Linked DNA regions of Homo sapiens: region 2 is linked to region 1. A link is an interaction called in ENCODE POLR2A ChIA-PET data of the cell type or tissue named here. Cell type or tissue: PC-9. All regions are shown on one strand. Links, peaks and the distances in the headings refer to the core of each region. The heading gives the core; the rest is flanking DNA. Region 1 overlaps CPE (carboxypeptidase E). Region 2 overlaps CPE (carboxypeptidase E).

The links. ChIA-PET counts read pairs that join two places held together with the same protein. Peaks named below come from ENCODE experiments on the same cell type or tissue, not always from the same donor. Only the 100,000 strongest peaks of a DNase experiment are listed, where the experiment ranks them.
Region 2: POLR2A ChIA-PET joins it to region 1 with 6 read pairs; 3 of 35 experiments call an interaction of 5 or more read pairs at or near these places.

Annotation. Positions count from the first base shown.
Region 1 is chr4:165,458,281-165,462,688 of GRCh38, forward strand. The region is part of intron 1 of CPE (carboxypeptidase E); the gene reads left to right. Among named protein-coding and RNA genes, the nearest start is that of MIR578, 74 kb to the left of the region's middle. In PC-9, for the core only: no CTCF peak of the experiment used is centred there; a DNase peak (open chromatin) is centred at 1,831.
Region 2 is chr4:165,391,277-165,395,684 of GRCh38, forward strand. The region is part of intron 1 of CPE (carboxypeptidase E); the gene reads left to right. Among named protein-coding and RNA genes, the nearest start is that of MIR578, 7.2 kb to the left of the region's middle. In PC-9, for the core only: no CTCF peak of the experiment used is centred there; no DNase peak of the experiment used is centred there.

The sequences.
Region 1 (4,408 bases), core at 242-4,241:
TGATATCTTTGAAAAATGGGGTTTTACCTGTGGAAATTACACTATTGTTTTTCAGCATTATGTTCAGTTTATTACATGTACCAGGAACACGTGTTTTGAAATTGTCACCAGCTCCAAGAATTATGTAATCAGTGAGTTAAATATATAACTTCCAAATGAATTAGTGCACCTATATTTTGGCAAAAATTTGTTGTTGGAGGAAGAATAGATTCATCCCAGAGTAAGTTTCTTGTCTATTTTCAGGATAAAAGATGGGAGAATTCTGTTACTATAATCAAGTTCTTTCTTAAAATACCCTTAACCTACTTTTTTTCCCTCTAAATAATGAATGCTCCACTTCTTACATAGAATTTCACAATTTACAACCCACATTCACATTTGTTATTTCATTTCCTGTTGGATATTTTCCCTCTGCTGTTTTCTTCCTATAGAAAGGCCATTGAATAATTGGCTCTAAGATTTGAAAGGAGTCTTCAGATTATCTGTTCAATTACTGTGCCTAGTGATCAGCCTGTCTCTTATTTCCAAAAGGAGAAGAAAATATTAGATAGGTAGACAGACTGATCATGGGGCCAAATAACAGAGTGAAAGTAAATTTTCTTTTCATAGGAGTGGAAGACAATATTATTTTTTACTTTTGTCTTTTTATTTGATCATTTATGTCATGCTCACCCTACTGACATGTGGACTTCTGTTTCAGTGGCTCTCTGGTCACTTTAAGGCATAAATTCCTTTTACCATTTGGGAACATTGCTAACTTGCCTCCAGCTTCAAATTTCACCCACATGGATGTGAGTTTCTGGGGTGTAAAAGAGTAACATTTTATTTTTGAGGCAAGAGACTTCTTTCTTTAAAGCTGCTTTTTTACTGATTTAGTTATTTCAAATCATATTAATACAAATTGGGGCAAATTAAGAGTTACAAGTCTGGACTTAAAATCATTTGCCTGCTCTGGTTTGGAATTTATGCAGCTATTTCTGCCTTAATTAAAACTGTGGATATTTTTAAAGCTTAGAATTTATTCTTATCTTATTCTGACGAGAATGCAAATCCAACCAGGCACATTAAATGTTCTGTGATACGGATGGAAAAAGATAGAAACTGGGCCCAGCCAGGCTGGATTTGGTTTGTGAGAAGATCGTCTTTTAATAATGGCTTGATTGATGATTGTGTGCCATGTGAAGTAACTGGAATGCTGGATGGTTACATGAAATTGTGGGAAAATTGACACAATGGGGAAAAGATGCTTGCTGAGCCTATGAAGTGCAACCTGTGCAAATATGATGATTCCTCAATTGCAAGATCAGGAACTCAGGATTACTGTGTAAAAAAGAAAATGAAGGCCGGGCGTGGTGGCTCACGTCTGTAATCCCAGCACTTTGGGAGGGCTGGGTGGGGGGGGGCGGGGCAGATCATGAGGTCAGGAGGAGTTCGAGACCAGCTTGGCCAATATGGTGAAACCCTGTCTGTACTAAAAATACAAAAATTAGCTGGGTGTGGTGGCGTGCGCCTGTACTCCCAGCTACTCAGGAGGCTGAGGCAGAAGAATTGCTTGAACCTAGGAGGCGGGACTGCAGTGAGCCGAGATTGTGCCACTGCACTCCAGCCTGGGCAACAGAGTGAGACTCTGTCTCAAAAAAAAAAAAAAAAAAAAAAGGAAAATGAATTAGTGAAGAAAGTAAGATGATGTAAAAACAACCATCCCCAGTGTCCTGAGGGTAGTGCTTCTAGCCGCTTTCCCCGCTCCCCCACCCCGTTGCTAGGAGAGAGATGAGTTAACACACAGGGACGTGTACATTATACCAGCCGGATCCACATACCTGGCAGCTGCAACCTGTTAAACCTGTGTTTTTTTCTTCTGTGTAAACACTATAAACAGGAAGGCAAACGTCATCCATTTACGCAGAAGAGAAAATTGATGATGAAAAACTGTCACTGCTTTGCTTAAAAAAGTCTAAGGTAAAGAACGTATTGACTCAGAGAGGGCCATTCAAAATCTAAAGTCTTCAATTTTATTGCTATTTCTGTATTAAGGATTCTGAAGGCAAAATTTCTTCAGAATCTGTTGTTTAGACTTTACAACAAAAATAGCTTTGGGGAGCTGCTTGCCTGGAGAGGTTTTGTGGTGACTATGGAAATTAATCTTCTTGATGGGAAATCAGCTGTTCACCATACTGCTGCCTTCATTCCCAAAGAAGAGTTTCCATTCCTACCTGGAATGGCTAGAGCCTGTTGGCTAGAGCAATGAGCCATTGAGGCCTCCTGATATTCCACCCGGGTGCAGCCTCCTTGAAGCTGCCTCAAGCCCCCTTCAGTTACTCCTTTATTCCCTTCACTGCTCCAGAAGGGTTTTCAAGCATCTGCAGCTGCACCTCTGTCTCAAGGGCAAGCTCTACTGTCAGCCACGCTGCTGCAAGGATGGGATTGAAAAGCAAGACCATTCATTTACTCTTTCATTCACAAATTTATTGAACTGATATTTAAGCTTAGAATTTATTCTTATCGTATTCTTACAAGAATGCAAATCCCTACTATGTTCCAGACTCTATGTGGGGGCACAGGTGACACACTGGTGAGCTAAAATAGATCCCATCCCAGGACTAATAGACCTTACAGTCTGGGTGACAGAGGAGTTAATCAAATAACTACATTGATGAATGTATATTTTCAAACTGAGGTGTTAAAAATAACAAACCCAGCCTGGGCAACATGACAAAACCTCATCTCTACAAAAAAATTAGTTGGGCATGGTGGTGCACACCCATAGTCCTAGCTACTCAGAAGGCTGATGTGGGAGGATCACCTGAGCCCGGGAGGTCGAGGCTGCAGTGAGCCATGATTGTGCCACTGCACTCTAGCCTGGGTGACAGAGTGAGCCTCTGCCTCAAAAAAAAAAAAAAAAAAAAAGAAAGAAAGAAAAGAAAAGAAAAATAACAAAGGAACTGTGGACTTAGACTAAAGCTACTCCAAGGAAGCTGTATTTAGCCATACTTAGAAGGCTGTGCGGATAAAATATGTGAATATGTGAAGCAGAGAGCATTATAGGGACGAGCCTCGTGGCTGAAAGAAGGATGGCTGAAACACAGGAGGGAAAGGCTGGTGCCTTGAGAGGCACCACGCCAAACCACATGGAGGTTCAAGATCTCGTAGAGAATTTTGGTCTTTATCATGAAAGCAAAGGGGAAGTTACTGATGGGTTCTTTGGTGGAGGTGACCTGAGGAGGGTTGCGTTTTAAAAAGAAAGCTTTGGCCTTGGGAGGGAAAAGAGCTGGAGAGAGGCCAGAGGGGTGGGAGGAATATCCCAGTTTGGAACCTTGAAGCAGTTTAGTTACATATCCAACATTCCTTCACCGTTGCCTCACTCCTGAACATTGTCCATTGCATGTCTGAGTCTTCTTCCAGACTCTACATTCCTTCAGTTTAGGAATGCTGACATATTTGCTTTTGGATCCCATGTAGTGTCTGACCCTGGGATTTGCATGTATGTCCAACAAATGCTGTATTTAAACAATGTGGCTGTTCCGCATCTCACAAGTCATGTTAGTTGGCTTAAAGGAGCATAGCTCTTCTGTATTCTAGTGATAACATTATATAGTGATCTAAGTTATTCCTGAGGACAGAAGGAGTTAGAGATACACTTGCCTTTTCTTTTGCTATCATATGTGCCTTGCATTTTATTTCCGTACATTAGTATCTTCAATATAATGACCTTTGTTGTCCTGTCTTCATGTCAACCTAAAGCATTGTTATTGTCATTAGTGTTACTACCGCCTCACAAATACATAGATATATTGGGGGAGATTTTTCCTGAGAGAAATCTGCAGATTTGAAGAGAAACCATGTCATACATTTTCTGAGTCTGAAAATCAGGAGTTGCAAACATAAATGAGTAAAGCAGCAGTAGGGAATGGCGCAGCCTGTGGCAGAACTAGGGGGAGCATGCTCTATCCCAAAGCATTCACATTCGAACACAAAATATACTGTGCTAGCTAAACCAGACATCTGGGGGCAAGTGTGGCTTAGTGACTATGGGTTTGTTGTTTCTTCTTTAATTGATTAAAAAAAGATTTAAACACAGAGAAGTTATAAAAATTTTCAGTGTAATTAGGGGTTGTGGGCCAAGCTTTATTGAGTGACATGAAGCTTCAAAGTTGTTTTGGGGAAGGGAGCAGGACCAAAATGCCTTCTTAGTGCAACTTTTTCAAAAAAACTTGTGAAGCCAGCTTCTAATATTCCCCTGGCTACTTGCTCTCTCTCTCTAATGGGCTGCAGCAGTTTCTCCTGTGCCTCAATCAAATGAATACATCACATAAATGAGGGTATAAACTGCATGAGTTTACAGAAAGGAAGAAGGTTATTATTACCTTTGAAATCAGAAGCCAAGAAAACATCTCTTCTCACACCTCCT
Region 2 (4,408 bases), core at 201-4,200, 67 kb before region 1:
CTTGTTAATATTTTTTCAAAAATTCATTGGACAAAGCTAATGCATTCATGGGCTCCATAAAGACAGTAGTACAGGGAAAACATTCATACCTCTGCCAACATTTCCAAAAGGCCAAGAAGGCTCTCATTCATGGAACATATTTCATTTTCCATAATATTCTCAGCCCTCAGACCAAGGTAGTAAGAATACTTTATTATCAAAAAGGCCCTACTAACAACTTGCAGTGTAAATCATCCTAATTGGACAGATCACTGAGAAAAAACAAAGACATTCATTCACCAGGCATTTGGAAATTCCAGGTAGAAATGCTTTCAAACCAGGCCACATTTGGAAATCAAACTCTGAGTAGTAGAGGGCTGTAAACGAAATACTGCATCTTTCATTTCTGTATAGGTTATTATATTTGTAGCGCGAATGTACTTATTTAACAATAATAACTAAGTGCCTCCTATATGAGTGACATTCTGCAGATTGAAGAGGTATTTCAAAAGGGAACAAGAAACAACAGTATTTTACCAAGTACTTTGTATGAAGGTATTGACTCTAATTCTTCAGGGAGTTATAAGAGAGTGGTCTACAGTGGAGGGCTTTCAGAAGGAGGTGGAGCTTTGAGCAGGACTTAAAAGATGCATAAGGTATGGAAAGTCAAAGAGAGGACTTTATTCTAAGCTAGTAAAAAATCATTCACATTTCTTGTGTCTTTTTCTTCATTGTTCTGAATGTGTGACATATAAGCATTCAAGATACATTGTGCCAGATAATTATGTTCCATTAACATGTGAAATTTTCATCTACAGAAAATTTTTGTTTAGAGAATGCAGTTTTGGGGGTGCTGTGCTTTGGGGCTGATTTCCCTCATCAAGACGGTAAAACTATTTGGGATGGAGCATATACTAATAGAAATATAATATACTTATATATATATAGTATATGTATACTAGTATATATACTAATATATAGTGTATATATAGGTATATAATATATATTTATATATTTACATATAATAGTATGTATCTATAATATATATAATATATCATGTATTGTAAATATATGATATATGTATATGTAATATGTAATATACATATATCATATATTTACAATATATGTATATATTATGCATACATATTCGGAGCTAATCTTTGGGTATTAATGAGAGTGGGAGTCCAGAGCCTAGCATATATGTAATATGTAATATACATATATCATATATTTACAATATATGATATATTAAATATATAATATATGTATATATTATATTAAATATATATTTATATATTATAATGGAGCTTATACTTATATATTATATTTATATTACATTATTCCATTACTATAGTATAAATATACTATTATAATGATATTATAAATATAATGAAATGTTATACATATTTTATTATATTTATATATCATATCATAATGGAGCTTATCGTAGTATAAGCTCCATCCCAAATTGTTTTATTGTCTTGGTGAGGGAAATCAGCCTCAAAGGACAACACCCCAAAACTGCATTCTCTAAAATGAACATTTTCTCTAGATGAAAATTTTACATGTTAATGGAACATAATTATCTGGCACATATATAGTCTGTTATAATATATCACATATATAAATAATATATATATAAATCAAACATAATACAGTTATATAGTATATAATTATAAGTAGAATTATATTAAGCATATACTAGATTATATTGTAATTAGCAACAATTGATTACTAATGCTTTTCCTCCCTAGGTAGCTATTATTGAGCACTCTCTAGTAAGCCATGGAATATAAAGATGTTATGTAATTTTGATTTTGTTAGGCTAATTTCCAGCAGTTAAGTATAGTTCAATTAGTGTTCTGTTTTGACTATGTAATTCAAAAACTATGTTTTGTAAAAACTCACAAAAATAAGAACAAGAACAAAAAAAGCAATGTCATTTGAGTTATTGAAGGAGAATTCAGCCCATAGATTTTCTCCATGCTTTGGCAGCTGTTTTAGAGCATTCATCCAGCTGCATTTGTCTAACACTTGAATAATGATCATGCAGTTTGTCAGATGCTTTTGGGAGAGAAATTCACTATGCAGAAATATTTAGTATTTAACTAATTTTTCCAATTATAGGTTTTTGATTAGGGTAAATTTATTTTGAATTACTCCTGATGTTAAACCCAATCTTCATTAGTGTTCCATAGAATTGTGAAACATTAGAATTATAGTTTTTTCCTAGCTAGAAGGAGCACTCTCATTTTATAGATGATTAAGTTGAGCTTCAGAGAGACATTAAACAACCTGCCCAAGGTTTTGAAGCCCAGGAGGCTTGGAACTCATTTTCTGATACACAGTTGGACACTCTTCTTAAAGTATTTCCCATAACAATGTACACAGTTGGAGAAATGAACATAACTATTTCTTACTGGTCATGGAGGGTCATGAGCTGTTTATGTGAACTGAAGTCTGTGAGGGCATTACTGGAATGTAACTTATCAGTTATGTTTTCAAATCCTTAGAGCAGAACTTCTTGACCTGTGTGCTGTAAATGGCTATGGGTGTGCCGGAGGCGGATAGACAGGGCCTAGGGTGGCAAAAAACCAGGAAAGCATTGAAATAAATCACTCCAGCACACTGTAAGTACCTACAGAAAATGTTATTTTTCTTGGCAGTAGAATCCACTCTCTAAGAAGAAACAAGCTTTTGTTGGAAGACTGCTCTGATAAACTTTTTGGAGGGCTGGGCCTTCAGGAAGGCTGAGGACCTAAAGTGGATAAAAAGGAGAGGGTATGTAGAGAGTCAGAGGGTATGTAGAGAGTCAGAGAGAGAGAAGAGAAAGACTTAAGGGCTGGTGGCTCAAGAGAAACTTTGGGGAAACAGAAATAATGGATGGGGACATCAGCAGATCTACAGTGCTCCATAATGATTTGTGGAGTAAATTACTTTGGGAGATGGGATGAAGTGCTTTAATTTTGCTTTGAGTTAGGGACTGGTAAAATCCAAGATTGCCCAAGGAAGGACTGTTCCATATAAGTTACAATACAGTTATGAAAACTTATTAGCAAAGATCAGATACCTACTATACCACAGTGCTTCTGTGAATAGATTCAAGTAATTTTTTGAATTTAAGCCCGGCATCTCCCACATGACTGACCATTTAGGAATCCTGGTCCTAAGAGAACATGACCATTGGGAGTGGGCCTCTGGGAAGGGTGTTGTGGTGTGCAAGGGCAACCCTCAGTTGTGTGCACCACGCAGAATGAATCATGTGTTGTGTCGCTGGAAGTTAAGGGTGAATAATATAAATAACTAAAAATGGGTGAGGTTTCCTGTTAAAAAAACATACTCGTGTTGATCTGTTCATGTGTCTACATTACATTTCAATGTGATTCAGTAGGGAGGATTTCTTGGGCCCAGTAGTTCGAGACCAGCTTGGGCAAAATAGCAAGATTCTGCCCCTATTAAAATTTTTTTTTTATGTGAAAAATGTTACTTGTGCTGAAGGGGATCACATATTTGTTGAGAATGTTTTCCAAACCAACAATCATCACACAATTTCTCAAAGGACTTTATTTCCAGGTTTGTGAAAGTTTTATGAAACATATTAAAATGTTATAAGAATCATTGATAATATATTGCATGTTTAATGAACAGCCTTTATTAAAAAGAAGAAATATATAAAGGAACTATATCTGGAATGAAGAGCCTCCTTAAATGATTGGACAGAAAATAGTGGTATGAATTACTGTAGGAATTTAAGAATATATGATATACGTGTGAATGATGTTTTTTTGTTTTGATTTTTGTCCTGTGACAAACTCTACCGAAATGATTAGTTGATGAATTCTGTTGGTAATTTATAGTCAGGATATTAGCAAGCAAAGTATTCCAAAGTCTTCTGGCTGATGTTTATGTGAAAGGGTGTGTTCTCATATGAGCAGGAAATGGGCTAATAAGGCAATGAAAAGACTGGAGATAATTTCACGGTTAATTTGGGGTAAAATTTATTTTTATTATAATATTATTTGTGGTGAAAGTATTAAGTCTGAATTATTCAGACAATTGCTTTAATTCTCCATTTGACATTTGACCTGTGCATAGAGCTAACCTTTGGGTATTAATGAGAGTGGGAGTCCAGAGCCTAGTCAAGTAAGAGATTAGGAAGCAGAGATGGAAAGAAAGTTCTACCTATGCCAAGGGTCAATGCACAGTACTGGTAATGATTTGATTCGGCAGTTTTATTAGCAGCCATTTCTTTGACAGACTAATAAAAATGACTTACAGATTCTTTTCCAAGTTATCTTATATAAATGGATTATGATGAAAAATGTGTGAACCACATTTCATCTTCTTTCTTGCCTTCTGTTAAATATGTGTTCAGCTTAGAAATTAAATAGCACAGGATAGAACTTGAAATCATAAATTCTGTGCATGA